Regions from separate parts of the Homo sapiens genome. Here region 2 is linked to region 1. The links are chromatin loops, found by intact Hi-C in ENCODE. Cell type or tissue: IMR-90. All regions are shown on one strand. Each heading gives the region's core, and the rest is flanking DNA. Links, peaks and the distances in the headings are about the cores only.

The links. Peaks named below come from ENCODE experiments on the same cell type or tissue, not always from the same donor. Only the 100,000 strongest peaks of a DNase experiment are listed, where the experiment ranks them.
Region 2: a loop joins it to region 1, with 7 times the contacts of the local background. A loop is called at or near these places in 2 of 110 quality-filtered maps.

The regions. Positions count from the first base shown.
Region 1 is chr18:10,427,458-10,444,147 of GRCh38, reverse strand. No RefSeq gene overlaps it. Among named protein-coding and RNA genes, the nearest start is that of APCDD1, 19 kb to the left of the region's middle. In IMR-90, for the core only: no CTCF peak of the experiment used is centred there; no DNase peak of the experiment used is centred there; H3K27me3 peaks cover 1,520 bases.
Region 2 is chr18:10,360,245-10,376,934 of GRCh38, reverse strand. LOC105371986 (a long non-coding RNA gene) reads left to right here and starts at 3,541. Exons shown (of 3, transcript XR_001753347.1): 1 at 3,541-4,708; 2 at 5,481-5,589. RefSeq lists enhancers at 7,381-7,881, 7,882-8,382. In IMR-90, for the core only: no CTCF peak of the experiment used is centred there; no DNase peak of the experiment used is centred there.

The DNA of each region.
Region 1 (16,690 bases), core at 4,946-12,945:
GATGGAAAAGGCTGAGGATACCTGCAAGTAGCAGGCTGTGTCAGGATGGATTTTGCAGGCTCTAGATGGATCTCAAGATGTGTCAAAGGCTCCAAAATTGGCGACAGTGGCCTGGGGCTGGGTGGAGTGAGTGATGGCTGGCCCAAGACCCAAACAAATTACTCTGGTATTTCACTATTATCTAAGGAAAAGATAAGTAGTCTATCTTTATGTTTGGGACCTTAATCTCATAAATGTCTGCCATAACAAGCTTATTTATAGCTCATTATAAAAATTAGTGTACCTGGCTTAAATAAATAAGTGGTACAGACCTTGACAGACACCGGAGGATTGCTAGAGGTTTGCCAATCTTGCAGATGAAAGCAAAGATATGTTCTTACCAGACTTCCCATGCAATTTTTTGCACTTTCTATTCCATTTAGATACAAAACTCTTTGAAGTTAAAATAAATAGAAACAAAAAGACAAAAACAAACAAAAAACCTAAAAACATTTCTCTGGACTGCAGTAAGCCTCATGACTCTTTAAAAGACATGGGAAATGCAAAGAGAAGTTTCTTTTAGTCCTACTGAGAGGTGTACTGTCCATGTTTATTTGAAATTTCCCCTTTGTTTATTTTCTTCTTTAGAAGTAGAACAACTTTTTCTAGCACTATGAAGATGTGGTGTCTTCGACCCATTAAGTTAATTTCATTTCAAGTGGAGATACAAGTTCTTATGAAGTTTTTACAAAACTTCTGTTACAAAAGCAGAAATGGGATGGTTTAGCTTTCATTTTCTTTTTGGGGTGCAATTTAATTTAAAGTTCATAAAATATGCATAATGACTAAAATACAGCCTGAATTTACACACACAAAAAAATGGTATTAAAGGACATTGTATATTATTACCCAAATGAAGCCATCTTTAGGCAGCTGTTAAACAATCAAGCTTTGTGTGTGTGTGCACGTGTGTGTGGTGCCCACTTCATACATTTACAAAATACACATGGTAATATGAATAAACTGAATAAGTTAGAGAAAAACAAAGCAGAATTGGACAAAGTTAATACTGCCAGCCAGTTTACAATCTTCTTTGAGCATTTTAACATGAACATTCATACAAAAAAGACAATATTAAAACCATAAAGTCCAGAACCCACTCCTTTTACATAAAGTGGAGACGTGTCACTAGATTAGACAACATGGCTTTGTAACACTAAAACAAACCGTCTGTTCAAAAAGACCCATGCACAAGGAGGCATTATTGGGCCTTGTATCTGCATTGAATGAGCATTCAGAGCACTGATTTTCTATTGTCCCAACTCCATGATGGCCTCCCCCAGCCTCAACACAGATGACAAAAGAGATTTTTAACGATGTAGCACCACGGTAGTTAGGACCCACAGGGCCAAGGCAGAGAGGCAGCTGATCAGAGGCACAGGGAGGATTCTGATAGTGTTTCATGGTCTGGCAACGTAAAACCACTAGACTGTGTTATCAGTGATAGGGTGTTTGTCCTCTAAGGCAGGACATTGCAGCAGGCTCCCAGGAGAGAGTGCCACAGACTGCCTAATGGTGGAAGAGCACTTTCTATTCTGTTCCTTAAGGCTAAGTACTCAACAGTTTTTTAGGCAAACATTTTTTCAGTCGCATTGAAGGTCACAGCTGCATTTGACATGACTTGAATTGGCTGTTTGAGGTGTGTCTCAAACTTGTGCTATTGGCAGCAGAGGTCTGAATGTCTAGGTTGAAACCTGTTCCCCATTTTAAAATCAGTTCATGCTGGATCAAAGGTGAGACCCCTGTCAGGGTTAGCAACGAGTTGCTGATCTGTGTGGTAATAAATAGCTCTGAGTCTGGGAGGAATGGCTGGTGAGGCTGGAGTGCTGTAGCATGTAGAAGTGCGGACGTTGGTGTCTGATGCGCTGCAACGAGGTTTTCACTGTATCGGTGTGACTCTGATGCATCGCTGGATCTCTCTCTCTCTCTCTGTTGTTTTTTTTTTTTTTTTTGAGACAGACTTTCCCTCTGTCTCCCAGGCTGGAGTGCAGCGGTGCGATCTCGGGTGATTACAACCTCCACCTCCTGGGTTCAAGAGCAGGAGGTTTAGCCTCCTGAGCAGCTGGGATTACAGGTGCGTGCCACCACGCCTGGCTAGTTTTCATATTTTTAGTGGAGATGGGGTTTCACCATGTTGGCCAGTCAGGTCTCGAACTCCTAACCTCAAGGGATCTGCCCACCTCAGCCTCCCAAAGTGCTGAAATTACAAGCATGAGCCACCACACCCAGCACTATCACTGGATCTCTTGAACACCCACTTTCTCCTTTGTAAAGTGGTGGCAGCAGCAGAGCTGATCTCTGATGGCTGCTGTGAAGATTCGATGAGATGACCATGGAAAGTTCAATAGTGGTGACGGGTGAGCAGCCCAGAGAGAAGCTGAGCAGGTGAGCTCCTCCCGGTGCTGGCCTTTGCCTGGGACCATGTCCACAGCCAATTATGAGAGCAGACTGCAGTACTCCAGACAGCCCTGGATCCACTTATCAGATTGCACAAGCTAGGAGGGCCTTCAGTTGTAGAGCAGCAGAAGCTAAGTTTGGTTAATTTAATCACAAAGCATAGAGCTGGCCTTGTAAAGACATAGTCACTGCACCATCAGACCGGACAGTGCAGATTGCCTCACAGACACCACTGACATTGGGCTCTGGAAATAGCCACTAGAACTATGGCCCTGTCCCCTCTGAAATGGTGGCTGGCTGCCCCTGCTGCCCCCACCCATAGCAGAAAGGATTCCTAGAGAACCCGTCTTATCACCACAAGCTTATGATCCAAACTTAGGGTGGATGGGCTGTTTGGCAATACCTAGATCTCATACCTGAACCCCCTACCTGTGAGGGGGCAGGCATTTTTAGCTTTTCTGTGGGAGGTGGGCTCCTCCACTAATCACGTCCATGGAGTTCCCTAGTTGGGAGGCCAGAAAAAATGAAAAATGTCTACTACAAGACCCTGACAGATGTCCCTAGGGTTTCCTGTAATTGTCTACTTACTGTCTGCACACTCAGCTTGTAATAATGAACTGATTCCCTAGAGGCCAATGATAGACTGATGTTTGGAGTATTTGACAAGGCAGAAAATTTTCTCTCATATCCTGGATTATGTTCATTGCTTTTATGCCCAAAGTGAAGGGAGTACCATTTCCTCACAGCCTCAGAAGTGGGAAGTGAGCTCGCATGTTTAAAGACCTTCTACATACCTGACAGTTGAGACAGACTGTGGATGGCGGAAAGAGGACTGGACAGAGTCAGGAGACCTGGTGCAACCCGGGCTATCACTTACTAGCTTTGTGAAATTACTAGCTTTGTGGGGTCATTACAGCAGATCTCTGGATGCCAGTCGCTGTATCTGAAAAATGAGCATCATCATCATAACTATCTAAGGGAACTGTAAGAATAAATTACATGACGTTTACGACAGTCCCTGGGACATAGTCGGCATTCAGTGCCCTCAGATGGTTTGGTCTTTGAGCTTTGATTACCTCCTGAGATGATGGTTAGAATCATGCCTGTGTTGTCGGAGGGTCCTTAAGATTCCTCTCCCCATGGCCTCTTCTTGTACTTCTTAGCACGCTTGAAGAAAAATCCCTTACGGGAGCCTCATGCTCTGGGTTTGGGCTTCCTGTCTCCAACAGAATCCAAGTTTTCTTTGATCATGAGAAAAGCTGTGTCCTGAACCAGGAAAGAGGTCAAGGATAGGAGGAAAAGACAGAGAAGGCATAGAGTCCAGGTATGGGGACACGAACCGAGAGGCAATGGGGCTTAGGCAGGGGCTGGGTCTGTGTGACCACCTCACAAGACACAGAAATGAGAGTTCCTTTCTTACTAACTGCATTAGGCATAGGAGGACTCCCTTTGTGTTCCTGGGGGCTTTCTGCCTTGGGGCCCCTTGAAGTTACTCAGGCTTTCTGCATGGCTGCCCCATGGGGCTGCCTGATTCTGCACTGGAGCTCCTGAGTGGATTCCGGCCCCTGCGACTGTGTCAAGAGGAAGCCAGGTTTGAGGACTGGCTGATCCTGGGCTCTGCAGGCCCACGTGTTTTCCTTTGACTCAACCCACTTGAAATTCCCTCCATCTTCTCTAAAGCTCAGAAGGAGGAAACTGGCAGGCCTCCTTATAGAAGGTATCTAGGAGATGAAGCCAGGGAAAACAAATTGGGAATAGAAAGTAACGTGTTGAGACGTGAAGATGGAGGACGACGCTGGACGTTGAGATGAGAGGTCAGACAGGAGAGCTGACTCAAATCTCCGACACCTGGGACTGTGGTCCTGAGAAGTCGGGGATGCCTGGGTTGCCGGGAGGTGAGCTCAGCGTGTCATATTCATTGTCACAGGCTCAGGCCTGGGCTATTGGAGTCCCAACCCTGTGTACTGAGAGAGGTTGAAGAAACTCCCCATGCCCCTCCCTGTGCTCAGAGAGCTTTTACTCCTAGGTAAGCCCTGCCAGCAAAGTTCATGGAACATCATCAAAGCTTTCCCTAACCCCTAGTAGGTAGAGGTTTTCTAGGGAGAACATAGACTTAGCTAGAGCTTTTTAGGGTATTACTGGCACGTGTTGATGTTACATCATTCAATGCAGCTATAGCTTTGCCTCTTCCCAGGCAGAAAGTAGGTTGGAGACTGGAGGATAGAAACACAGGGCATGACTGGGAAAGCCAGGGAGGAGGTTTCCAAAGTGGTGTGTGTGTGCCTCCTGCCTTAGTTGGGACAGGAAGGAAATAGTAGTACTTTGCCTTATTGTTATTCTTATGTTAAAAATAAGAAATACTGAAGATTCCCTAATTTTTAATTCATAGGCTGGCCCATGATCCTCAGTTGGTCTGTATGTCAGGAAGTCTTGAATCACACATCAAATGCCGTGTGCCCATGGGGACCCCCACACAGAAGGAGGCACCTTTTCTCCCTGTTCCCTTCCAGTCCATGACAGGTGGCATGTCATCTGCCTAGGGTGTCAGCCACTGGATCTTTCACTAATATTCACTAATAATCTTTTTTTTTTTTTTTTTTTTTTTTTTTTTTTTTTTTTTTTTTTTTTAACATGGAGTCTCCTTCTGTTGGCCAAGCTGGAGGGCAATGGTGTGATCTCGGCTCACTGCAACTTCTGCCTCTCAGGTTCAAGCAATTCTCCTGCCTCAGCCTCCCACAGGCATACACCACCATGCCCAGCTAATTTTTGTATTTTTAGTAGAGATGGGGTTTCGCCATGTTGGCCTGGCTTGTCTTGATCTCCCGACCTCAAGTGATCTACCTGCCTTAGCCTCCAAAAGTGCTGGGATTATAGGCATGAGCTACCATGCCTGGCCTCACTAAGAATTTTAAATGGAAATACTTACAATATTTTGTAATGAGATTCTGAGTTAACATGAAAATCTTTTCTACCACACTGAAGTTTACTGCTATTTTATGGTAAAGTTCTTAGAAAAGTTGTCTAATATACAAATAAGTAGTGCATTATTTCTTATTAATAAAAGGCAACATGTTTTAGAAATTCTGACCTTTTCTATAACAAAAATTCATTCCATGTCAGTGGAGAGCTACCTAGCAGGGTTTTTGTTGGGTGGTCGGTGGGAAGCTATCTCCTAGAGAAGCAAGCCTCAAAAATAAATAATAGTAAAAGTGACTTAAAAGTGACTTAAAAAAGAAGGAAGGAGGGAAGGGGGGGGAGGAAGGAAGGAAGGAAGGGTTTCAAAAGAAACACTTGCTGTAGAAAAAGATGAAAATAGATGTTTGTGATTATTTCAATCATTATATGATTTTGTTACTAAAATAATACAAAAACCTTCATATCTCTACTCTTCCAAACTCTTCCAAACTCTTTTCAAACAGTTGGAAAGAAAATTCTCTCAAATGTCCAATTTAATGTCCAAAAATTAAAGTGCAAAACTTTCTGATTAGTTTGCAAAGAAACAGAACACTGCAAAATCTTGATTGAGGTAAGGAAATGAAAACTTTTTATGTAAATTTCTAAAACACTGATGAAATTGGTGGATGGGATTGAAAAATAAGTGGTGTGATTTAGGATGCCCAGCCAATAGAGTTTCTTCCATTTGTAGCTATGTAATGTGAGTCTTGCCATCTTCAGCCACCAGAGCCACTACAGCAAAGAATCAGATAAATGAGCTGAGAGCCAGATATTTAAATCACTTTATCACAAAGTGCTAAGGCAAGATTTTCAAAAAAGCATAGTCAACCATGAAGGAACAAGATTTATGTATCATTGATAACCTTTAAAATATTGCTTGGTTTACCTTCATCTCATCATTTTAAAAATCTTAGTCTTCCTATATGTCTCCTTAAGGAAATAGCAGTGTGACACTTTTTTTTTCTTTAATCAATAGGACTAATGTGGTAAAAAAAAAATAGTGATAATAGACCTCGGCTCTAAATGTTTTATAAATTTGGAGAAATTTGATTTCTTTCCTTCAGGTGAGGCAAATGGAAGATGATCTCTTCTCCACTGAACTTTCTTCTAAAGTTAGAAGGCGCTTTAATTGCACTATATAAAATTTAAAGCTAAATTTAAAACTTCAAGGAGATTACTGAAATTTGCTAATTTCATGTCTCAAATAAGAAGTGAAGGACAAAGAGTATTAACCTGAGAAAGTGTGTATAATTTTAAATGTTTAACTATTTATAAACATATTGACTATGAGATTTTTAACATTATATTAATAAGCAAGGGTCAAAAATAGCTGATAGCAGTACATGAAAAATCATACAGAAATTGTTGACCACTTGACTATAGTAACCTGTTTAATTTAATTGCATTTGTCTTAAAAGGCTATTTCCAGCCTCTAATTTTGATACATTTTGAATAATTGGTTTACTAAATAATACCAGTTTTTTTTTAAAGGGCTCATATAAATGATATGCTGTAAAGTGGAATTTTGGTGAATGTTTATGCCACATTAACTTTAAATAAAAAACCTTTGATTTTAAGTTTAGGAATACATGTGCAGATTTGTTATATAGGTAAATTGCATGTCTTGTGGGTTTGGTGTACAGATTATTTCAACACCCACATAATACGCATAGTTCCCAGCAGGTAGTTTTTTGATCCTCTCCACCCTCCACTCTTAAGTAGGCCTCACTGTCTGCTGTTCCCCGCTTTGTGTCCTTGTGTACTCAATGTTTAGTTCCCACTTATTAGTGAGAACATGCAGTGTTTGGTTTTCTTTTCCTGCATTAGTCTGTTCAGGATAGTGTATGCCATGTTAACTTCATTGCAAAGATTTGCATATTCTGTATGTTCACTGAAATCTGGTTATTTTAACTGAGTTCTTTATGATTAATATTTAATTGATTTTAATTGCATACTCCTGTGGAGATAATAATACAGCAGCATTTGAATTTTCAGTTTGTTTACCTGCCTACTTTTGATTCACCAATATATTGTCACTTCCATCTAGTTTCTCGTTAATCACCACTCCAACATCTATCTACGCCTTTCACTTTATGGCTCCATGAATATATAATCCTAAAATATTTGGTCTGTTCAACTCTTGGGCACAAACTTAAGTTAAAAAGGCAATATAATAAAATATGCTATCTGTTAGGAATTCACAATAGTTACTGAACAAGTGCAAAAAGATTTAATTTGTAGAGCATCTAATGGACCCAATCATTATTTCAGTAATGAACAAATAAATTAATGAATAAATTAAAATGCTCAGCTGTTCCATCATAAAGATACAACATTTCCTGGATTAACTATATTGTAGTTAATTGCATGATTGCACGTGGGCTTATTTTGTGTCCATTCAGCAAAAATGGGACAGCTAAGCTACTCGATTGAATGAATTCCAGTCAAAAACCCAAACTTTGTTGTTAATGGCTTTAAGACAACTTTAAAAGTGAATCTTCCAAGTTATAACCTTACAAACCATTTACCTAGTTTTGAACCTGTTTTCTGAGTCCTTCGGCAAGCCAAGGCCCTGGCATAGGATTTGCTTCCTACTGAATATTGGGAAGTCTTACCCTAACTGCTTCCAGGTGTCCTTTCCGGACCCATCTAGCCCTTCCAGAACATTAGCACTTGTTTGGGGGAGAAAAAATCCTTTTGAATCAGGATCTGTTTTTCAAATGTTCAGCGCATGAAGATTGGCCATTTGATGTGGTCAAAATCACATTTCTTCTTATGTATTTGATGAATGTTAATTAGTTGTTTTAGGTTTTCTCCTAATGATTTACTTTTAAAAATCATGCCAATTGTATGCTCTTTCAAGACAATACCATATAAAACATACATCTGAAATGTCACATGTGGTTTGCTGAAAACAATCATGTTTCCTCATTGCAAGGTTTTTTTTCCTTTTCTTTTTCATTAGATTCACTGACTTTCAACATGTCAAGTAAAAATTCTGGAAACAAAACCAGTTAAATTATATTCACATGAACAATAACAAGCTGGCCCAGAAGGCAGAACGGTTTGTTTGACCACAACATATAAATATCAACATCAATATAAAATCAATATAAACATACACACATATGCATACATATGTGTATGCCTAGATCTACATCTTCAGACACCAAATGGCCACCATAAACTTTGAAGATTAAGCCTATTTTAAAAACACAAAGGAAAGAAAAACCTATAAAGGAGAAGAAAGCTTTGAAATATGACTGTAAACCATGTGAAATGCATTTAGGATTTTCAAAGTGAATCGAAGCCTTTCAATTTCAACAGAAGTAAATTGCTGTCATTATTAATAGCAGACATGTGGTAGTGTTTTTAATTGAGATCAAAAGTGAGGGTTCTTCCTAGTACAAAGACAGTGCAAACTCAGACTGTGAAATGCTCAGGAGTGATTGGGAGAAGTCAGAGGCTTTGTTTTGTTTTTTATTTTTTAAAGTGCCTGAAAGTTCAGTGTACAGCCTTAGAGTTCAAGGGATAAGATAGTTTGAAAAGTGGTGGCAATCCTTAGAGCAGGAGAAAAGCTGTCTATTGTTCCAGTATTAAATGACAGTATCCAAGATCTGTGACTTTTATTGAGAATTAGGGCAATATTTACCCATACAGATACTTCAAGGAAGCATATAAGCACCTGCTCCTCTTCATTTTCTGACAATCCTCTCACTAGGATTACATATTTCTCTCCGACATGGTTTGACTTAGGAGACTAAATATAACTTAAGAAGCATGTTCTCTTAATAAAAGAGCTAATAAAACTGCCAAGGATATATAAACATAGACTGATATTACCTGGAAAGCAACAGAAAGTGGCAACACTGCAAAGAAATTGTAGTTGGGTTGGGGAGATAGACATGTTAGCAGATAATTGCAATTTAGTGGGATGGGTACAATAATAAAAATAGGAACCAGGCCCATGGTAATGTGTGGAGGGGACTAGGCAAGTCTGCTTTGGGAAGCAGGTCACTGCTCCCAAACTTCTCATACTTCAGCATGCCCCAGAACCCCCTGGAGGATTGCTGGGCCCCACTCTTACAGTTTGATTCAATAGATCTGGGGTGAGGCCCAAGAAAGTCCTAGAAAGTCCCCCAGGGGCTGCTGCTGTTGGTGGTTGGGAGCCTACCCTTGGAGAACCACTGTCCTAGAGGAGGAGATGCTGGGTGGGTTTTGCAGGAGGAATAAAAGGAGAGGACCATCCTAGGCATACTTTTGTAAATGCCAAGGGGGAAGCCCCAGGTAGGAAGACTTTGGGGAAGTCTTAGGGCTGTAGGGAAGGGCCCAGGTGAGGAGACCAATTTCCCTGGCTTGCCAGGGGCTGAGAGGTTCCCCAACGCAGGACAAAAACCAGGACAGTCCTGGGCAAACTTGGACAGTTGGCCACCTGGGAACAGCAAGAGGATGAGACCAGACAGGTGGGCATAATTCACACCCTGATTGTCCTGGGCCAGGTCAAGGGGCTTTAACTGGAAAGCCACTGGGAGTCATAAAAAGGGCGGTAAACATGGGAGAATCACAAGGTGTTTTTTTTTTTTGCTGTGGGTTGGGGGGGGTGGTGGCGGTGAGGAGACAGAGTCTTGCTCTGTCACCCAGGTTGGAGTGCAGTGGCGTGATCTCAGCTCACTGCAACCTCCGCCTCCTGGGTTCAAGCAATTCTCCTGCCTCAGCCTCCCAAGTAGCTGGGATTACAGGCACCCACCACCATGCTCAGCTAATTTTTTGTATTTTAATAGAGATGGGGTTTCACCCTGTTGCCCAGGCTGGTCTTGTACTCCTGAGCTCAGGCAATCTGCCAGCCTCAGCCTCCTGAAGTGCTGGGATTACAGGCATGAGCCACTGTGCCCCGCACAAGGTTTTTGTTTTTAAAAAATCACTTTGAAAGTCGTATGAATGACTGATTAGAAGAGGGTGAGACTCAGGCAGGGAGGAAGCTCCGGAGGTGACCTGGGTGGGAGACGCCATGACCTGAGGCAGGTGTTTGGGGGCAGCACATGGATGAGGAGGAAAAGAGGCAAACTATGCTGGAAGCCTGAGTGCACTGGACTTAGTGACCCATGGAAGAATGTAGGAGGACTCCAAGGCCTGTGGCCTGGGGCCAAGTGAATGGTGCTGACCGAACACGCATTTTACAGACAAACACTGAGACCCTGAGAGTTTGTGTGATTGGCCAAGGCCACAGCATCCGTGAGTGGAGGAGCTGTGTGTGATGCACATCCATGCTCAGAACATTCCTGCCACAGTACTCGCTCTCTTCCACCTGCTAATCATATCTCCATGGTGCTTTCTACATACACCTGTTAGGTAGGTTGGCACAGTGTTTGTCCAGTGGTCTTTACAAGTGGTGATGACAAGCTGTGCTCAGAGCATCTCTTTAGTCCTCGACTTCCTTTAATGGAAGCATCGTGCCTCTTTTTCAGAAGGAGACCACCACTTATTACATTTCACAGGTGGCTCTTTATTCCTAGTCTGACCCTGTGCATGCCTGGTTTTTCTCATCTTTGTTCCAAGTTTCACATTAGTGAAGCAGTATGCATACTTGGCTTTTGTAGTCTTCGGATGTACACTTGAGTGACTAATATTGGCTTTTAAATGAATTTCTATTGCTTGATATTAATCCCTTCTCCCTTTTTGGCCCACTGTGTCGTGGTGCTGCCAAACACAATCTTTGAGAACTCTGTGGACACAATGGGAGTGTTGCAAGGCTGCTTGAGGAGCACCTTCTACTACACATCGCACTAATTGGAAATAAATCTCGAGTTTCAGCGTGAGTCAGCCAGCTTCACAGGACTCAGCGCAATTTCCATTCTACTGCTGTGCAAACAGGGGCTGGGCAAACTGTTACCTTTCGGCTAGGGCAGACCAGTTTACAACTGAGAAGCAGGTGAGGGTCTTTGCTGGGTGTGCAGAGTGACCAGCATGGATAGATTTCCTCATCCTGATCCATGACAGCTGTAATTGGTACCCTGACTGAGTTAGGAAAAGCAATCCCAGGGTCAGCTGACGGCGAGAGGCCTGTGGCACAGGGAGGATGAGGATGGAAACAAGCCAAGATAGTAGGCAGAAGAAAAATTGGCCAAGAAACAGCAACCCAGAGAGCCAAAGACTGCATACAGCACAGAGGTCAGTCTGAGAACCAAAGTCAGTTAAGAGCCAAGGGAAGATAAGGTGGAAGAATAAAGGTTCAGATGGGCTCCTTTAAGAGAGTTTCCTGGGCAAGAGTTGTTTGCCAGCTTCGTCTTTGGCAGGACCCTGGCTCACATTATAGGCTCAACTCTCCAATTTTGGTGCCTGAAGGGTGCAATGACAACGTTAAATATCAGGCATGAGCCAAGTGGGCTAACTCCGATGGAGTCCCAGTTGTAGCCTGGGAGTAGCAGGCAATATCTGAGTCTTCACTGGGAGGGGGCAAAGCATAGCCTTGAAAAGTGTGTGTGAAGAGATGGGTGATGGGTGAGCCCCCAAAGTCAACCTGACATCTTCACACTTTCCTCCATATCCAGCTGGTCTTACCCCTGTTGAAACTGTAGGACACACCCTTTGTAATAAGCCAAGGCAAAGGTGTGGAAGAACTGATGCAAAAGGTATGTTCAGGTGGCAAGGGGCCAGCCTCCTATAGATCAAAAGTGAGGGTTCTACAGATCAGGGTGAGGGGATCTATCCATGCTGGTCACCCTGCACACCCAGCAAAGACCCTCACCTGCTTCTCAGTTGTAAACTGGTCTGCCCTAGCCGAAAGGTAACAGTTTGCCTTGCCCCTGTTTGCATTCTTTGCAGTCTTTCAGCCACTAACAGGTTGGAAGGGGATTTTTTTCAATGAGTTCACCTTGACGTGCTCATAGTTAATCATTTGAAGGAATGATCATTTTGGATGGACTGATAACCTTCTTGTGCCTTCAAATCACACAAAGTCAGGAAGTGGCTTCTCTGCCTTTCAGATTAGCTCTGTGTCTGTAGGAGAGCTGTTTAAACTGACTATTGGGGTGTACAGCTCTCTCCCTCCCCACCCAACTTTTCACTACCTGGGACCACGCTTATTTTCCTTTAATAATAACTACTTCATTATTTTTGAAGAAACAATTCATAATTATTATGAAAATTTAAGCAATGCAGAAAATCCAAAGAAGAAAGGAAAATACAGTCCTTGACCTCAGGTGATCTGCCCACCTCAGCCCCCCAAAGTGCTAGGATTACAGGCATGAGCCACTGTGCCCAGCCTAGATATCCTTCTATGGTTAACAAAAATGATTGGGAAAACAATAAGTGGTAGAAATCACTGGCTGTTTTACAACACGTTTCAGTATTAGATAGGCTAGATTCACTCCTATCGTGAACAGTGGGACATTTGAGTACTTCTATTCTTCCTGACACTTCTCTTATGCTTTATTATGATTTTTCCTAATAAGTTTCATAACACATTTATTTCATTTATAGCCACAGGTTGTTTAGCCTTAGCTCTACTTGTAAGTGACGCCCTACCATTTATTCTTTTACTGTGGCTGTTCCATTCTTTATTTCTTTATTTTGATTTATCACTTGGTTGGCTGGATTTCATTCTTAAAAGCTTGAAAGGAAAACTTGGCTGGATCTCAAATTCCTGGATCACTTTCCCTTAGAACCTTGTAAACTTTGCTGGCCTATCTTCTGGCATGAAATGTTAGTCCTCAGTTTCTCCATGTAGCCCCTGGTGAGCTTCATGTCATCAATACGTAGTTTTGCAGAAAGGACTCAAGGGTGCTATATTTCCTGAGTTCTTTCATGTTCAGGACCTTTGACCTTTTGTCTTTGTACTTGAATGACATCTTGGTTGGGTGTGACATGCTTAGATCAGAGTTTCTTTCCCTTATAACGTTGCTCCAATGTATTTTGGCTGTGACGATTGTTATGCACAAGTCTAAGGCCAGCCAACCAGGCCCCAGGAGTTTCTCTATTTGGACAACTGAAGAATTCTTGATGTTTCCCCTGAAGGTTAATGACAACCAGGATAAGTCTTTAGAGCCGTCAGTTTAAAATCTATTTTCTGGAAAATACACCTCTATGATCTGGAAGGCTGCTTCTTCCTTCATTTCAGAAAAATGTCTTTCCTGATATGTCTTTGTATACTTTTAGGTTTTCAGTTGCTGGCTTTTTTTTTTTTTTAAGGACACTAGCTTTATATCTATTAGGTTCTCTTTGTTATAAGGAATTAATCTTTTTCCTTTGTATTTACTCTGATTATTTTAAATTATTCTTTTATGTTAGTACTCGACTTTTTTGTGTGTGTGTGTGTGTGTGTGTGACAGAGTCTCACTCTGTTGCCCAGGCTGGAGTGCAGTGGCCTGATTTCAGTTCACTGTAACCTCTGCCTCCTGGGTTCAAACGATTCTTCTGTCAGCCTCCTGAGTAGCTAGGATTATAGGCATGCGCCACTGCACCTAGCTAATTTTTGTAGTTTTAGTAGAGATGGGTTTCACCATGTTGGCCAGGCTGGTCTCGAACTCCTGACCTCAAGTGATCCGCCCGCTTAGGCCTCCCAAAGTGCTGGGATTACAGGCATGAGCCACCACGCCCGGCCAATAATTGATTTCTAACCTTAACTATATATTTTGTTTCTTGCTGTTTCCAATCTATTTACTGGTTCTGTAATGGTATTATTTCAATGCTCAATTTATTTCCTCAGCTCTACAATTCACCTCAATCTGTGTTTTTCCCAGATACTATTTTGCCTCTTGTTTTATGGAGTTCTTGTTAACATTAGATCGGTGATTTTATGTGCAGAAAGGATTATTTATGGCTTATTTGGTTTAATTTAAGTTTACCTGATTAACTTGCAAATCTTTTTTTTTTTTTTTTTTTTTTTTTGAGACAGAGTCTCACTCTGTTGCCCAGGCTGGAGTGCAGTGGTGCAATCTTGGCTCACTGCAACCTCCGCCTCCTGGGTTCAAGCGATTCTCCGCCTCAGCCTCCTGAGTAGCTGGGACTACAGGTGCCCGCCACCCTGCCCGGGTAATTTTTTTTTTTTGTATTTTTTAGTAGAGACGGAGTTTCACCATGTTGGCCAGGCTGGTCTCGAACTCTTGACCTCAGGTGACCCACCCGCCTCAGCCACCCAAAGTGCTGGGATCCATCGCGCCCAGCCACAAATCTTAAAATCTAATTTTAAGAGTTCAGGTTTAACCCACAACTCTTACTGTTTTACAAATACGAATTTGATACAAATAATCTTGTGTTTGAATTATTTTGCCTCCATATTCATTTTTTCAAATTCTGTGTTCTTATACATTTCCACATCTAACAAAGAGGAGTAATTTTACCTTCTTAACTTGACAAAGGTTTCTTGGGCCAAAAATTCCAGGCATCAGTGCAGTTGCTTATCAACCAGGGATCTGAGCCAAGGATTCAGGAACCAGAGGCTACACTCTTGCAGAATTATTCCACCTGAGTAAAGATGTCAGGAGCAGTTGTGCAGATTGTGCCTTACACAATGATATCTGCAAGAGGGCATTGTGGGAGCTAAAATCCAGCCTGCACTTTTGCCAAGACACAACTGGAAAAAGGACACTCGTACGAACTGCTCTGCCCAGAGGGGTTGCTTTTATCTAACTGGTACAGCCAGAAAAGCATCTTTTTGTTCATCAGCATACTCTCCTATAGCTGTGCCTGTTTCTAATTTGTACATAAACGCCTTATAGTGGTCAAGTGCTAATGGTGACTCCAAGCCATGGATGAATGTGCTGAACCTGTCTGATAATCAGTGCTGGCTTTTAGGGCAGCAGAAAAGCCCCAACCCTCACTTTTAGGGAGATTTCATTTCACAGGCTAGTGCATCATATGCTCAGTGTTCGTGTTTCCAGTCCTGCTCTGCGGCAGGAGTTAATCCCGACTGGGAGAGATGGAATCCTGTGCCCTGCTCCTGCTGCTGCCAATTTATTTTGTGACATGATAGAGTCAATTACCTTCCTGACTGCCTTGTTGGACTTGGCATTATTTTACACTTCTCTTGATTAAATCTCAGCCTCACTATAGTCATTTATTAACATGTATTTTCAAAATTCTATAGTCCGAAACACTTAGGGATCATCTTCTTTTTCTCAAGTTGTATTCAAATTTCTTCCATGTCCTAAGTTATGTCTTCTTAATTGGGCTCTTTGTCGTCACATAATGCTTCTTGCTTCCTTTCTTTCTCTTTCTTCTCTTTTCTTTTTACTTCTTTCTTTTTTTTTATTCTCATAATTTTGTTGTTGCAGATTTGCATACCAGCCAAGAGAAGGGTTTCTTTTCCTTGATTAATAAAATGTATTTTCCTGGCCATGCACGGTGGCTCACGCCTGTAATCCCAGCACTTTGGGAGGCCAAGGCAGGTGGATCACTTGAGGCCAGGAGTTCGAGACCAGCCTGGCCAATGTAGTGAAACCCTGTCTCTACTAAAACTACAAAAAACAAACAAACAAAAAATTAGCCGGGCATGGTGGTGCACATCTATAATCCCAGCTACTTGGGAGGCTGAGGCAGGAGAATTGCTTGAATCTGAGAGGTGGAGGTTGCAATAAGCTGAGATCACACCACTGCACTCCAGCCTGGGAGACAGAGCGAGACTCCTTCTCAAAAATAAAAATTAAAAAAATGTATCTTGCATTTTTGAGCAGTTTTAAGTTTATTAAAAAAATTGAGCAGAAAGTACAGAGTTCTCATACAACCCCTCACAATCCACCCCTCCACCAACGTCTCCTATTTTTAACATCTTGCATTAGTATGCTACATTTGTTACATTGATGAACCAGTACTGACGCATTATTATTAACTAAATCCATCTTTTACACTAGGGTTCACTCTTGTGGTGTAGGTTCTGTGGGCTTGGAGAAATGTATGCCATGTGTCTGCCATTACAGTGTCATACAGAATAGTCTCTCTGCCGTAAAATGTTCTGTGCTTCACCTATTCATCAGAGGAAACTTTTTTCATCTAGTTTTGGTGGCTCAGTTAATTATAACGGATATTCACTGACAGCCTACTTGGAGCATGAATTGTAAGTAAGTCCTGACACCTGAGAATTAATAATGACCTCCAAATATCAGCCATTCTGCACTATGCTGTAGACAAGAGGTAGGCAGACCTGCATAGATGGAGGGATTGACCTTGGGATAAAAAGTATGGGTCATTGTCATGGTCTCCTGAAACTGTAAATACATTCTAAGATGCTGGCAAAACCAAGTTGACAGAAATGAAATTGGTCTATGATACATTTCCTGAGTAGGATTTTTAGTAAAATATGTTT
Region 2 (16,690 bases), core at 2,879-10,878, 65 kb after region 1:
GATTTTAATAGTCGTGCGGTCAGAGTTCCCTGAGTAAATAGCTTCCATTTCCACTCCTGCTGCCAGCTGGCCAAGTCGGGGACCACCTAAGTCGTATGCCCCCAAAGGAAATGGAAAGGCAGGTTCTCCAATCCGACAGTTCTCCACCCCCAGCTACTGCTTCTCCGCTGCCTGAAATCCCACCAAGAGAGGGATGTGCCTTTAGTCAAGATTTGTTCCTGGTTAAAATTTAAATATTACTTAGAGGAATAATACTTCAAACCTCTGTCACTCCTTTCAAGCCTATTCTTACTTATGAATGGGCTTTAGAAACTGTTTTGAAAACAGGTATCGAGTGAGAGAAGAAAGGCTCTGGGGTGAAGGGGCCCCAAGACTGTTTGTGGCCCTGGTCTCGCCCCCAGCCATGGCCCTTCCCATGTGTCTATGCAGTGTCCCATTAAGAGATGAAGGGTGTTTTCCAGCTCCTTGATGCTGAGCTTGGCATTGTGACTTGCCTGGGCCAGTGGGACAGGTGATATGCAAGCACAGCCTTGACAGGCACTTAGGGGACCAGGCCCGATGGCTCTCACACCTTTGCAACTGTCACAAGCACACTCCTGCACCAGCCTGCCAGAGACCAAAAGACACCCGCCCCAAGCCGAGGGGCAGAGGCTGTCCTAGGGCAGCCAAAAGCTAGCCAAGCCCTGCAAAGGGAGTGAATCCACCAGATGAGTTGAATCCCTTAGGCTCATGAGCTAAGTAAGTGTATATTTTTGTGTACCACTGAGCTTTGGGGGTTGTCTTTGTACAACATTACTGTGGTAATAAATAGATGATATACTGGAGGAAAAAAGGGCCTAAGATGGATAAGCCTGAATGCCATCATGACAAAGTGTGCCTCCCTCACAATTACAAATACATGATGCTGCCTCCACATTTGGGCTGTGGGAAAATAGCAGAATATGTGAGCATGAGAGCAACGCTGTAGTTGGCCTGTTCTTGACACCAGGGGAGACTGGTGTGTCCTCCCCCAAATACAGACATATATCTCTGTTCTTTGTGTCTGCTGTTGAGGTGCCTGAGAGGGCCAGAAGGAAGGGATCAAGACTCATGTCATGGTCAGGGTATACCAGTGATTGTCACATGGGTTGCCTTTATGATCTCAGTCAGTAGGCCTGGGAGTTAGGAGTCTCTTTCTCTGTTCTACAGATGAGAAGACTGAGACCTACAGAGATGAAGTAACTTAACTGTGTAAATCAGGGGTTGGCAAACCTCTTCTGTTAAGGAGCAGAGAGCAGGCATCTTAAGCCTATGGTAGTCTCTGCCACAGCAACACAGCTCTGCCATTGTGGCATGAAAGGAACTGTAGACCACACCCCAATGAATGAGCTTCCCCTGGTAGAAATCATTTATGAACATTAATGTTGAATTTCACATACTTCTCACATATGACAAAGTAATATTCTTTTGATTTTTTTCCCATCATTTAAAAAAGTACAAGCCATTCTTAGCTCACATGCTATACACAAAAAGGCAGCAGGCCAAAGCTTGCCAACCCCTGAGGTAGACATCAGGGCTTAGATTCAAACCTATAAAATTTTGCAACTGACTAGGAGGCCAAAAAAATCTTTGTAGAGTTTGGACGTCTCTTAGATTCCGTTGCCTTCATTACTGCTGCCTAATACCCTTCTGTATAAAACATCAAGTAAATACCCACCTCTCCTCTTTTGTAGAATGGTATTTGATGCAGCATCCTAAAGTGCTGACACTTTATTTGCAGTTCTCTGGGAATTAACTGGATTCACTCAGCACGGGTATGAGCGTGCATGTGTGAGTGTGTGCTGAGACAGACTTCAGTGAACTCACGGCACGCCATGAAAGATTGCCTATGTGAGGTAGGTATACAGTGCTATTATTGTCTCCACATTGCAGATGAGGAAATGGTGGCTTGAAGGAGTTAAGCAGCTTGTTCAAACTGACTCCATAAGGGGAGCCGAAATCCAGACGCCTGCTCTCCCAGCTCCAGCACCAGCACGGTCAGCACCACCCCTTCCTGCTCTCAGCAATCCTGAGAAGACAATTAGCTGTCCCGTGAAGCCCTTGCCTGCCACCAGCGCCATCTGAATCATGCTTTGCCTGAGGCTGTCCCATCCGAACAAAACAGGAACATAAATATTCATGACAGGATAAAAGGAGCAGGCCAGGCTGTTTAAAATCATGCGTGCAGAGCACACTTTGCAAAGGCAATTCAGCTCGCGAGCCTCTGTGCCACGCTGATGAAGTTCTGATGCTTGGCGGACCTATGGCATTCCGTGGTCATCTGATTTCCAAGAGGGAAGCTGATCCCTCGCCATTGTTCCACGTGCTGTCATGTCCCGAAGCTGGAGTTTCACCCAGAGACAGGCCAACAGACACTTCTGACCATAGACAATGCATCTGCAGCCTTCTCTTCAGAACAAAACCACCAGCTTCCCTGACCTAGGTTATCCAAAGGGCTCTTTCTCCACTTTGAAAGAGTCTATGTCTCCTCCAGGCATCTCACCGCCTGCCGTCAAGGCGCCAGCGCCAGCGCCAGAGTCAAGGCACTCTGGTGCAACCAGCCTCCCTGGTGCTCTTTGCTTCCCGTTCACAAAGCATAAAACACACATGGAACAGCCCATTCTGTGGGCTCTTCCTTCTCGTACGTAACACAGGTGCATTGAACATCCACATGTGTTATAAAGCAGGATTCAGAAACCTGAGTCTCTGTTGCCACAAGCCTCCACTTCTCAGCCTTGTAAATGTGGATGAGATGTTTCCATTGCTGAGAGTCAGTTTCCCTCTCCATAAAATGAGCGGTTATAGTCATATCTGTGAGAGCATTTTAAAAACTCTAAAGGCCCCTACATGTAGGTAAGCAAAAATTATATTAAATCCACAAAGGGTCAGTAGCTCCAATTGCAGCAGCACTCACCAGTCAAGGAGGCTGTAAGCAAACCAAATCAGATTGGGGTAAAGTCCCAGAACCCCTGGGCCAGCCTTCCAGGTCCCTGGAGGAGGCAGCAAGACAGAGGAGTAGGGTCGCTGCTAGGTACCCCATGTTGCAGGCTCTCCTGTAGCATGCATTGCATCCCTTCTGCAGATGATTTCAATGCTGGTGCACACAATGTTTTTAAAACTGCAACCACTACCTCTTTGTGACCAGATTCTACAGCATAGCTGACTCTTTCTGACTGAAAACACAAAGTTGAAGGAGTTATAAAATCTAGGCCGGGCGCGGTGGCTCATGCCTGTAATCCCAGCATTTTAGGAGGCCGAGGTGGGTGGATCACCTGAGGTCAGGAGTTTGAATCTAGCCTGGGCAACACGGCGAAACCCTCTCTCTACTAAAAATACAAAAATTAGCGGGTTGTGATGGCAGGCACCTGTAATCCCAGCTACTAGGGAGACTGAGGCAGGAGAATTGCTTGAAACCAGGAGGCAGAGGTTGCAGTGAGCCGAGATTGCGCCACTGCACTCCAGCCTGGGTGGCAGAACGAGACACTATCTAAAAAAAAAAAAAAAAAAAGAAGAAGTCTGATATGCAATGAACACGTGATGTTTAAGAGGACATGCATGTTTGCTCCTTGTCTACCAAGAGTATTCGGTTAGTCATTACACATGTATGATTTTAATGATTTTATCTCAAGAAATGAAGCAGTAATGAAAAGGACATTTATCTTTTCTTTAGAGTCTTCTTTCCTCTCCAGGCTCTGGAAGCCCCACAGTCAACCTGCGTAGTCTACCTGTGCTACACACCCTCTGCAACCCAGCACTGCCATATCAAAAATAAACATTCCGGCTTCCACAAAACGGCTTTGCCCTGCTGAGCGGACCTGATGGGGCATTTTCAACATGCTTATCAAGGTATCAAGATTGGACGGCTGGGACGAGGCCAGATAATGACAGAACTTTCCCTCAGAAAATGTCTTAAATGTCATGGAGCGGTTATTGAAGGCCGTGATGGGTTGGATTAATATGGACTTGTTTGCACTTGGAAGGATTACTGAGGCAGTGTGTAAATGATGGGTTTACGGGAATGAAAACATCAGAAAGATCTGTTAGGAAGCTACTTAAATAACCCAGCACAGGAGAGATGACAGTTTAAACCAAGAGAAGTCGGCTGGAGATGGAAGAGTAGATTTGATGGCTACTTAGGGAAAAGCAATTGATGGGACCTGCAGCTTGGTTAGATGTTGAGGGGAAAGAAGAGAGAAACCTCTGAGGCTTCTGCATTAGGTAAATGGGGGAAGGCGGTGAGGTTATCCATAAGAGGGAAAATGCATGGAAAGCCAGTTTATGGAGCAGGAGGACGTGTTCCGTTTTGACATGCTTGACTCGAAGTGTTTTGGAGACACCCAAGAAGGGGACCCAGTGAGCGTTAGGGGAGGGTCTGTCATGCCCAGAAGAGAGTTATTAGCTCTCAGGTGGCAGCAGAAGCCAGGGGGTTGAACCAAATCACACAGAAAGATTGGATGCTGTGAGAAAATAAGGCCACAGATGAAGTCATAATGAATCCCAACATTTTATGACATGGACCCAGGAACAGAAGACCGCAAAGTGGGCTGGGATCTGTGAGCCCAGAAAAGCAACGTTCCACCAAAGTCAAGGGAGGCTGGAATGTCAAATTGGAGGTGTCTAGGAGTGTCAAATATTGCAGAAGGTGTTAAAAAGGACCGAAAAGTGTCTGCTGAGATTTGCTATCCAGAAGGTAATTAAAACTTGATGACAGTACTTCCAGTTGAGAATTAATTGCCTCCAAGTGTTATTCACAAAGATTCTGTGAGGCTGGATGGGCGGTGGCCATTCGTAAGGCTCATCTTTTAAAGAAGTTTAACATTGAAATTCTACATATCTCTGTTTCATAGAAATATGTATATATGTATAAAATCTCTAGTAACATCTTCGTTTTCTAGCCAAGTTATGTTTCAGTTCAATATTATTAAGATGTTATTTGTTTTTTACTTCCCTCCAAATTGAAGTGTGGTTAAAATTGGTGTGACGCATGTCAAGCTAGTGCCGATCACGTTTAGGAATTAGGCTCAGCTCTAAATGAGTAATGCTAATGTTTGTTGAAATCTTGAAGCCCTGACTTTCTGTTCAGAAGAAGAGCAGTGAACTCCATCTCCTCTTTAACTGTTTGGGCCACTGCTAGGGCCCTGCAGCCAGCAATCCCACAGTCTCTCCTGCTGGATTAAGTGGCGATGCCTGACACGGCCTGGTATTTGGGGTGGGGAGGTAGGAAATAATAAGGAGTGATTTCATTTGTTTCTACAAATTACAGCTGGTGTGCTGAGTCCTTCCTTGGGGCCTTGTGTCAAGGGCTCGGGACCCTGCTGGGGCAGGGGAGGCAGCTCCTGCTCAATTGCTATCAGTGATGAGTGTGACATGTGCAATGTACAAGTCCCCTAAATGTTTACATGCCATGATGAGGCATTTAAATAGGTAAAAAATTAAAATCTATACTTTTTCTGTCTTTAAAGCACAGCTCAAAATGGCCTCTGCAGAATAAATGGAATGAGCTAGGTGTGGAACTCCAGGCACAGCGGTCAATTAAGGGCTGTTCATTAACATTTCAAGCACTGCAGATAGGTGGGTCTTAGCAGCTGGAGTTAAGTAGTGTGTTCTGATAGATATTCCTATTGTGAATTCTTCATTGGTTACTATAATCTTTACGGAAGCCTAAACCACTTCTCAAATAACTTCACCTTACATTGTTCCAAAAAGAAAGAAAAGCTATCTATTCGAAGCTAGTTTAAAGAACAATTATTTGCCTGTGACCTGCCCTGGGAGTGTGCCTCTATGCTCAGCTCACGTGCATTTGCAGACACATGCCCACAGGCTGCCAGGATCTGAAATCCACAAATGGGTCCTTAAGTCATAACTGACGACAAATGTGTAACCAGATTAAAATCTCGCGACATTTCTTAAACTGCTTTTACTGTAGCTCTGGAAACGTTGGTTTCAAAAATCAGTCGTGTCACTGTCACTCTTGGAATTCGAGAGCCCAGAGTCTAAAAGCCAGAAAGGTTGTTCAGAGCTTGGTCTCTGGCCTCTAGAGCTTTCCCAACATGGGATGGGCACACGCCTCAGGCACAGATGACTTCACTCCCCAAAGACTGAACCAGAGAACTCCAAGGTTCAACTGATCATCTGCCTTATTTTATCCATTAGTCTACTTTCATTTGTTAGAAGAGACACAGTTTCTTTTTATCTCTGTCTTCTCCTGACTAATTCTATTAGATCAGCCCTCAAATACATCATGTGATTTGTACAGGGATATCATTTTTATTCTTTTTTTTTTCGGTCCCCTTTCACGTACCTCTAATCATTTTTATCCTTGAATGGCATAAGTCAAACTTTTGAATTTTCTAATAGAATGCCTTTTTTTAAATTAAAACTTGCCTTTTGACTTCCTATTTACTTATTTATTTTTATTGTTAGATAAAGCAGATAAAATGTATTGACAATTTAAAATTTTGAAAAACACAGTGCAGAAGTTTGGCCTCATGGACATATATTAAACCTGGGCTTTATTTCACATTTTTCAGCACATATGGAACAATTGAAATGATTTGATCTCTAGAAAAATGTTAAGAAATGTTAAATATTTTAATCATAAAGACTAACTTTGGCATTAATCATATTTTTAAATAGTATATTAGGTGACTTTAGATATTAAGAAATTTAAACTGAGCAATATTTCTAAATGAATATTTAGAGTTTTTTAGACTCAAAGTCAGTGACTTTCAGTAATTTAAAAACAAAAGTGAACATGATAAATAATAGCAACTCACACAGCGCTCTCTGGACTTTACCACCCACTTTGATGTAAACTGAGTAAAGCTTGTTAGAATCATGCTCAGAAAAGTTGGAAGCTTTGAGATTTTAAAAGTTTGAGAAAAAACTGAAAGTGGGTTTTCTCTTCAGTATTAATGCAAACATTTTCTGAGGCAGTTGTGTTTTTGACTGGAGTTGTAAGGACTTTACGGCAGGATGCAAACTTTAGGGGCTCCCAGGGCTGTTGGAGGGGGCAGTCTGCACCCTCCCTTCCCACAGGGTTCAGCTCCCATCCCAGCCTCTGGGGTCTCAAGAGCTATGGGCACAGAATCTTTTTCCCTCTCTGGGGATCATGTGGGGTGTGGGTGCTAACAGACTCCTCTGTGGGTTAGGAGTGGAGGTTTGTGGCATGAGCCAGCAGTCTCCCCAGTGCTCACTCGGATCGAAAGGGGTGTCAGACCTGGAAGCCAGGCCACTTTTATGTGATGGTCCTCTGAGGCCTGGAATGAGCTCACCGAAGCCCTGGACCTGCAAGAGCAGCTTTGGTTCAAAAACCATTTGGCAGAGGCTTCAGGAAAGACAATCACACAATGCACTAAGCTGGAGGGACACAGGCTTGGGACATGAAGGCGAGAGGTGACAAAAATTATCCCTGAGCAGGCTGGGAGCCGACATCACAAAGGATTCTGTGAGGTTTCTGGAATAGCTTATGCCTTACTTCCCATCAAATTTGGATTAGCTGTGGTAAAGGAGGAAAGAGAACAAATAAAGGAAATCCAGAGATAATCCCCAAACCTCCATTTGAGCTAATAGTTTAAATTCCTCCTATGCCAAGCCAAGCTTTCTGTGTTTACCAGAGTTGATAATGAGAGGCAGAGTAAACCAGCCTCTCTTTAACCCCCTTCCTGCAGAGCTCCTGCTCAGCCTGTGACTGTAATAGCTGGGGACATCCTGAGTATGGATAAGTCTGTCCCAGTCCCACTTGGGAGCTGGGCGATGTAAGGGATGTGGGAAGAGGACCCACCCCAATGGGCACCACCAGCCACTGGGGGATGCTGAGGGAGACCGCTCCAGGCCAGCAGTGGCGGTCCAGGCAATGCATGGGGCAGGTGGAGCGTGCCCAGCCAGCCAGGGAGGGCAGACTCTGCAGAGGCTGCCTAGGGACATTGCTGAGCAAAGGCGACCAAGGCCCAGCCTAGACACAGCTGGAGGAGGGGGATGTGTGCAGAGAACAAGGGGGAAGAGCTGAGAAACTGAGACACTGGGGAGACATGCAGTGATGAGGCAGGGGTCTCCCTCTCCCCCTCTTTCCCTCCCGCTTTTTCTCTTCCTCCTCCCTGCTAGCTCTTTCTTTCTCTCTCCTCCGTCTCTCCCTTTCCCGCTCTTCCTCTCCCTCTTCCTCAGTCTCCCTCTCCTTCTTCCTCTCTCCATCTCTCCTTTCTTCTCCCCCTCTCTCTACCTCCCTCTATCCTTCTCTGTCTCCCTTTCTCCCTCCCTCTCTCCCTCTCCCTTCCTCCCTCTCTCTCTCCTTCTCTCTCTCCCTTCCTCCCTCTCTCTGCTCTCCCTCCCTTCTCCCTCCCTCTCCCTTCCTCCCTCTCCCTCTCCTCTCTCTCTCCCTCTCCTCTCTCTCTCCCTCTCTCTCTCCTGGTTTCCTCTCCATTTCTCTCACCCTCCCTCTCTCTCTCCCTCCCTCCTTATGTCCCTCCCCTGGCCCTCACTCTCACTGCCTGTTTCCCACTCCCTTTCTCCTCTGGACACCCACTATCTTAAAACCACAGGCTTGGTCATGGCAAAACTGGCCCCTCACTGGAAGTGGACTCAGGTGTCACTTCAGTTTCTATGGTCCTGAAACCCTAGCCCCAAGCTGATATGCAGTAGCTCAGAAAAGTTGGAAGTCTTCCCATGCAGACACAAAGGCTCTCAGAGCCACCTCTGAGATGTCCTCTCCTTGGTGAGCCCCTTGTGAGATGGCTTCATGGACTTTTACTGACCTTCTCAAATCATTTTTTCTGAGTGGAAACAACCGCTCAGGGTCTAGATCTGGGCTGTAATTCAGCAGTATAGCTAAGGAAATTGCTGACCTTGGACAAGTCATGTGGCTGCCTCCTCTGTAAAACAGGAATAAAGTTAGCCCATCTCACCCAGCTCACACGTTGACTCCAGCCTGAGCAATGCATCCTTCCGGTCTAAGAAACACACCAGAGAACTGCTCCCAGGGACTCTCCCTCTCTTCCTCCCTCCCTCCCTTCTTTCCCTCCTTCCTTCCTTCCTTCCCTTTCCTTTTTCCCCTCTCTTTCTTCCCTTTTTCCTTGCTTTTCTCTTTTCCTTTTCATTCCTTATGGTTCTCTTTTCCTTTTCATTCCTCATGGAAGTATCTCTGGCCATATGAACACTGAAGCTTCCAGCATCCCCCACCCCATTGATATTCTGATGCTTTTTAATTCTTTTCCATTTGGTAATAATTTTATAAATGTGCTCTGGGAAAAAAAAATTAAAGATTAAATGATGTAAATACAATGAAACTGTACAGAAAATTCAGACACTTAGAATGCACCTATAAACTGGCAAATTATTATTCAGGAACTGGAATCTTCTGGGGGCACATGAGGTTAAAAGGACAGATTGGGCCTCAAATTTCACATAGTTTCAACAGGACTAACTTTCATACAAATTCCTTCTAGAAAGGGGAAGTCCTAGGCAGTCCTGGAAGGACATTTCTAACCACCTTGAGTTCTCTTCTTTTTGGTATCTGAAATGCTCAAAAGGAGCCCCAGTGGGCTTCTTACCAGCTGCCAATAATTTCAGGCTCTTAAATCAGTATTCTCTGTCTTTCTGCTGAAAAAATAACAACCTCGCCTATGAGTGAGGGGCTAAGCCCATAAAGAAGTCCTAGTTCAAAGGCACAACTCACCCTACTGTGTTATCCTGAGGACAGAAAATGGTCTCAGCCCTTCCCAAATCTTCTAGAGGCCCTCACCCTCTTCCGCTCCTCCACCTGCTCACCCATCAGTCCAACAGCCTTTAGACAATTGGCTTTCCTTCTCCCCTTGGGAGAGGGGTGGAGGAGGAAGAAGATAGCGCTACCCACCCACAAAGCTTTCAGAAGGATGAGCTCCTGGCTGCAGAAAGCAAGGGGCTTCTCCACTGGGCAGCACGTCTCTTGTCTCACGAGTGCAATGGCACCTCCCCTAGTTGGTGTCCTCAACCTCATTACCTGCTCTCTGAGCCCTGGGCTCACACGCACTTACACAAAGGGTCACAGGCCCGAAATCAGAGCACTGAGCTTCTTCCTAAGGGAGCAGGCAAATGTTGCCAGCAGACATCAGAGCATCAGGGCTTACTGAATGAGCACTACTGTCACTAAAACGTAGATGGAGGTGTCCCATCAAACATATCTCCACGGAGGAGTCCTTGGAGGCAGCTCTCCACCAGGAGAGCTCAAGCAGCTGTTTGGTAAAAACTAACAGGATGTGACATCTCTTGTCTTCTCTTTCCTTTTTTGTTTTAGGGCATCAGGTGCAGCATATCCACAGAATTAAAATGAAATTTTCTTCTTATCATTATTATTATTCAAGATTTTTTGAAGAAACACGGTGATGACCCCAGCCCTGAGGATCTCACTAATATTTTATTGTTCTTACATGTCACCAGGAGACTCACGCAAGCAATCTCACAAAAAGCAATTCATAACAATGGAAACTGCCCCCAGTCACTGAGAAAGGATCTCTTGGGTTTTAAAAGATCTTTTCAATCTTTGAAGTATTCCCTTGGCCTGGCTAGTTTGGTGTCCCTTGAAGGACTTTTTATAAAACATGAGACTTCCTCCACATTAGGCATTTGAAATCCAATCTTTTTTTTTAAAGTTGCAAAATACATATTTTTTGCAGACCATCTGTTATTTAGTAATGTGCAAATTACCAATAAATAATTCCAGATTCTTTTTTTGCAAGCATAGCTATAAACAAACTGATCCACATGCAGAAATGGAAGTCATTTTCTCTTTGAAAATTCATTAACTTCTGCACGATTGGAAGAGCTCGGGAGAGAAGCTTCCCGGCAGATGTCCATGAGTGTTATTACTGTACACAAACAATAACATGAGGCCAAACACTGACATTCTTTGCAAATCTTCCTCTTGTTTAGCATTCACTTCAGTGGTCTCATCATACGGGGTTTATACGTGTGACTATAAAACCCTTTAAGATGGATTTATGTGTAATAATCTCATTTGTTCTTTTATCTGGCTAAACCATTGGAAAACTATGATTCTTCTCCCATGAAACAATAGAGAATCACAAATAAAAATTGCATTTAATTTTTTTATTCCCAAGAAGTTATTTGGAAACCAAATTTCCTAAGTAGTTCACCAAACGAGCCACTGCCATTTCATAGGCAGGGGCATTTAGATTTGTGTCCTTGCCGGGATGGTTTAAGGGAGTAGAAGGAAAGTAGTATTTACAAAATCTGCACAAAATGCTACCCCCAAAATTGCAGTTAAAAGCCACTGACGAGCTACCAAAAGCAAACAGAAACTATAGGAAAGTTGACCTTTGAAAGATGAGAATTAAACTGAGTAAATGTCTTAGTTTCCTATTGCAGCCTAACAAAGTATTGCAAATGTAATGGCTGAAAAACTATGAATTTATTATTGCATAGTATCTGTAAATCAGGAGTCTGGATATGTGTTAGCTGGGTCCTCTCTTCAGGGTCACACCAGATTGAAATCAAAGTGACAGTCAGGGCTGCCATTTCATCTGAGGCTTGGGTCTCCTTCCAGCTCCCTGGCTATTGGCAGAATTCACATGCTTGCAGCTGTAGAACTAAAGCCGTCAAGTCTTATAGGCTGCTCATGAAGCCCTGGCAGATGGCACTCCTCATATGTGGAGGCTGCTTCTTCAAGGACAGTGGGAGTGTTCCTGCTGCTTCTAATCTCTCTGACTTCTGTTCATGTGATTAGATCACACCCACCCAAGATAATCTCCCCTTTGACTAACTCAATGTCAACTGATTAGGACCCTTAATTACATTTGCAAAATTCCCTCACTGTTCCCACATAATCAACCTAATTGCACAAGTGAAGTGCTGTCATAATCAAAAGTCTCACCACACTCAAAGGAAAGAGATTAGTCAGCACATGTGTGCTGGTGGCAGGAATCTTAAGGACCATCTTAGAACTTTGTCTACCACAGTGAGATTTAAGGGTTCATGCATTTTGCCTGGTGGCACTTTCTAATTTGCACTGCAGGTACAGAAAGTCTTATAAGTTTAAGGAGCCAGGAGCCACAGTTCAAGTCTGACAAGGTAACTAGACAATTAGAAGGAAAATCCCAAAAGAAAGGAAACTTCAGGAGGGAGTGAGTCCATCAGTCTGCATGTAAACTCTTCCCAGATAATAAACTCTCTTAACCATTGGACCATGCATATGCATGTGAGACTTTAAAAGGCCAGGCAAGTAAAGCAGCTGGAGGCTGAAATAATTGAGAGATTTCAGCTGCTGGATATCACAGGAGAGACCATTTGACAACCTGCTACAAGACTTGACATGTTTCAGGGGAACATAATTAAACCCAGAGTCTCTACATATATTTACAATATTCAGTATACAATTAAAAACTTCATAGAAATACAAAGAAAACAAAAAATTGTGACCTATACTCAAGAAAAAAGTCAATAAATACCAGCTCCGGGATGACCTAGATATGAAATGAGTAAGCAGAGACTTTAAACTGCTCTTATAAACTTTCAAGAACTTAAAAGGAATATTGAAGTTCCACTGTCTATGTGTTTACATTTGTCTGCTATCTCTTTGCATATCCCTTTATTTTAAATCCTTCTTTGTTATTTAAAATAGAGGAAAACTTGAAGAGAGATTTTGACTAGAATATATATATATATCTCACAGCAAAATTGACTGGAATATATATATATATATATATATATATATATATATAGAGAGAGAGAGAGAGAGAGAGAGAGAGAGAGAGAGAGAGAGAGAGACAGAGAGAGAAATCTTGATGTTAGGGAGAATAAAGAGGAAAGAAAGGAAGTAAACAAAGATGACTGATATGGTTTGGATCTGTGTCCCTACCCAAATCTCATCTCAAATTGTAATTTCCACGTGTCGAGGGAGAGGCCTGGTGGGCGGTGACTGTATCATGGGGTGGCTCCCCCCATGCTGTTCTCATGATAGTGAGTGAATTCTCATGAGAGCTGATGGCATTAAAGTATGACACTTCTTCATTCAGTCTCTCTCTCTCTCCTGCTGCTATGTAAGATGTGCCTTGCTTCCCCTTTACCTTCTGCCATGATTGTAAGTTTCCTGAAGCCTCCCCAGCCATGCGGAACTGTTAGTCAATTAAACCTCTTTTGTTTATAAATTATCCAGTCTCACGTAGTATTTTTATAGCAGTTTGAGAACAGACTAATACAACAACCAAATTTCTCATGTGGGAATGAGTGAGGAGTTGAGAGAGGTGAGTGGGAATGTGAAAAGATTATAAAGCTCATGAACACCAGAAAAGGGAAAATAGCCATTAACCATAGAGAAAGGGGGCAGAAAAACGAAACTGGATCATATGAACAAACATAAGAAAAAGTAACAAAATAGAAGAAATAATACTAAATTTTGCTTTAAGTTTCTAATTTTTAGCATTTAGTTGGGTTTTGTTGTTTTTATACAATCTGGAGATATCAGGTTTTCAACAGAATTTAGTCTTTTTATGTTTATTGTAATACTAATTTTTAAAATTAATTTTCTATCTTTTAGGGCAACATCTTTTAATAATTTTAATTTTAATTTAATGGGGACTATTTAATTTAATTGGGACCTTAATAGATAGGGACTATTAATTCCTTCAGTGTCAATCAAACACTCAAGGAATTAATAGTCCCCATCTATTAAAAGATGTTATAAAGCCAAAATTCGGCACTTGTTGAATTTTAATCTGTTTAAGATTGGACAGAGTTTTGATCACCATTTCAAGTAATTTAATGAACTTGAAAGTTTTTACCCACTTGAAGTTTTTTTTTCTCTCTTTCATTTTTCTAGAAATATATTCATTTCATCTAGGTTTTCAGATTTATTGGGGCATAGCCATTATATCAGTTTGTTCTCGCATTGCTGTAAAGAACTACCAGAGACTGGGTAATTTATTTTAAAAAGAGGTTTAATTGACTCACAGTCCTGCAGGCTGTACAGAAAGCCTGGCTGGGGAGGCCTCAGGAAACTTACAATCATGGCAGAAGGCAAAGGGGAAGCAGGAAATTCTTACATGGCAGGAGAAGGAGGAAGAGAACAAGGGGGAAGGTGCTACATATTTTTAAACAACCAGATCTCACGAGATCTTACTCACTACCATGAGAACAGCAAGGGATGTCTGTGCCCATGATCCAATCACCTCCCACCAGGCCCTCCTCCAACACTGGAAATTACAATTTGACGTAAGATTTGGGCAGGGACACAAATCCAAACCATATCAGCCATCTATAATATCCTTTCATAATTTTTTTTAAAGTTTATTGTATCTAAGATTATTTTCCCATAGTCGTTCTGAATTTGGTTTCTTTGCATCTTCTCTCTTCTACTTGATTACTTTTGCCAGCAATCTCACTCAGTAGCTTTTTAAAGATTCAACTTTTGGTTTTGTTATTTTTCTCTAGGAGATTTTGTTCTAAATTTTAAAATTACTGAGCCAAACATTTACTCCCACAGCTAACACTTTTCAGGCCCCAGGGAAATACTTGTCCATATCTCTTACCCTATGCCCTGGCATAAAAGGCAAGTATTTCAAAATGCCGTGAAGGTGTGTGGCTCATGCTGCTGCTGACTTTAGAAAATGACATTGTGTTGTTGTGCTTGGATAATGTTAGCAATGGGAGAACTTAACTAAGATAAAATAAAAATTAATTGCCTTGTCAAATCCTTCGTCTCAGAGAGCACAAAGGCAGTAGATTTTTTTTTTTTTTTTTTTTTTTTTTGAGACAAGGTCTCACTCTGGCACCCAGGCTGGAGTACGGTGGTGTGATCTTAGCTCATTCCAATTTCTGCCTCCCGGGTTCAAGCGATTCTTATGTCTCAGCCTCCCAAGTAGCTGGGGTTAGAGGTGTGTGCCAATACGCCTGGCTAATATTTTTTCTGTATTTTTAGTAGAGGTGGGGTTCCACCATGTTGGCCAGGCTGGTTTCAAACTCCTGGCCTCAAGCAATCTGCCCTCCTTGACCTCCCAAAGTGTTGGGACTACAGGCATGAGTGACTGTGCCTGGCCAAAGGCAATAGATTCTGGCATAACACAATATTGTTATGTAATAGTAGAATTGAACATGATTTTTCTGTGGTTTTGTTTTACTTCTCTTGGTTTTCTAAGTTGTGGTTCCAAAGATCATCACAAATTAGTATTTATTTGTAAAAGTCGGACACAAAAATTTAAGGAACATTTTGCAATATGTAAAAAAATTGTATTACTCTCAAATATGTCAATATGTTAATTGAAACATAATGTTAGAAACTAGATAAGATTAAATGTTAGAATTAGAAAAATATTTAAGAAGATTTATTTACATTTCAAAAAATAACATTTTAATTGGAGTACTAATATTTATCAATTGTAATTTGTATTTTGCTTTTGAATATTGATGGATAATTTTTAACATTTTAGAAAAAAATAACTTTTTGAAACTATATAAAAGAATTTCAAATGTTTTATTTTGTCATTTACTTTATGTACATACAAATATTGATGAAAATACATTTATATTTTAAAACAATGACATATTAATCCTTTAGATTATTAGCAATGAATATAAGTAGTGATTACAATGGAAATAAAAATGCAAATAGACCTGAGAAAGAAAAAATAGGGAAAAAATGAACATTTCCAAAACGGAGGTATTCTTAAATGGTTAAAAACTAGAAAAAAATAGGCTGGGTGCGGTGGCTCACGCCTGTAATCCCAACACTTTGGGAGGCCGACGGGGGCAGATCATAAGGTCAGGAGTTCGAGACAGTCCTGGCTAACACAGTGAAGCCCTGCCTCTACTAAAAATACAAAAAATTAGCTGGGTGTGGTGGCACTCGCCTGTAATCCCAGCTACTCAGGAGGCTGAGGCAGGAGAATTGCTTGAACCCGGGAGGCAGAGGTTGCAGTGAGCCAAGATCAGGCCACTGCACTTCAGCCTGGGCAACAGAGCAAGACTCTGTCTCAAAAAAAAAAAAAAAAAACAACTAGAACAAATAGAAATAAGCTGATATTTTACTGAACATAACTTGCATTAAATATGAACAAAGCATTTGGCATTTTTATTTATATTTAATCATTTATTAAAACAAGGAATATGAGCAATAAAATTATTCTCATCAAATCCACAAGTTTATAAGATCATGTGAAATCCTCACAATTTCATAATCTTTACTAAATGAAGATTTAACTACTGGTTTTGAATATAACAATTTGAAAAGTCAACCTGAAGGCAATTATCGCAACTCTGACTTGTCAATTAGAGATGAAATAGGCAAACTGAAGTGGAAAATATGAAACCTGAGAAACTTGGCTCTGTTTATTGAATAATCATCCTGGAAAATGGCCATGGCATCATCAGACAGTATGAGAATGTTTCCAGCAAAATACAATGTGCTCAAATTAATTATGGTTTATTCATTGGTTGAAAGTGGCAGAAATTTTAGGATTCTATTTTATACCAAAATCTTTTAAATGTAGGGAAAAAGTGTAGTCTCTATATGCTAGCCTGAAAGAACACCTTTTGTGGCTATAGTCAGAGTGTTTTACAGCAAATCATCAACATTATCTTTAATGGGTCAGGAGTTTGAGACCAGCTTGGCTAACATGGTGAAACCCCGTCTCTACTAAAAACACAAAAATTAGCCGGGCACGGTGGTGGGCACCCGTAGTCCCAGGTA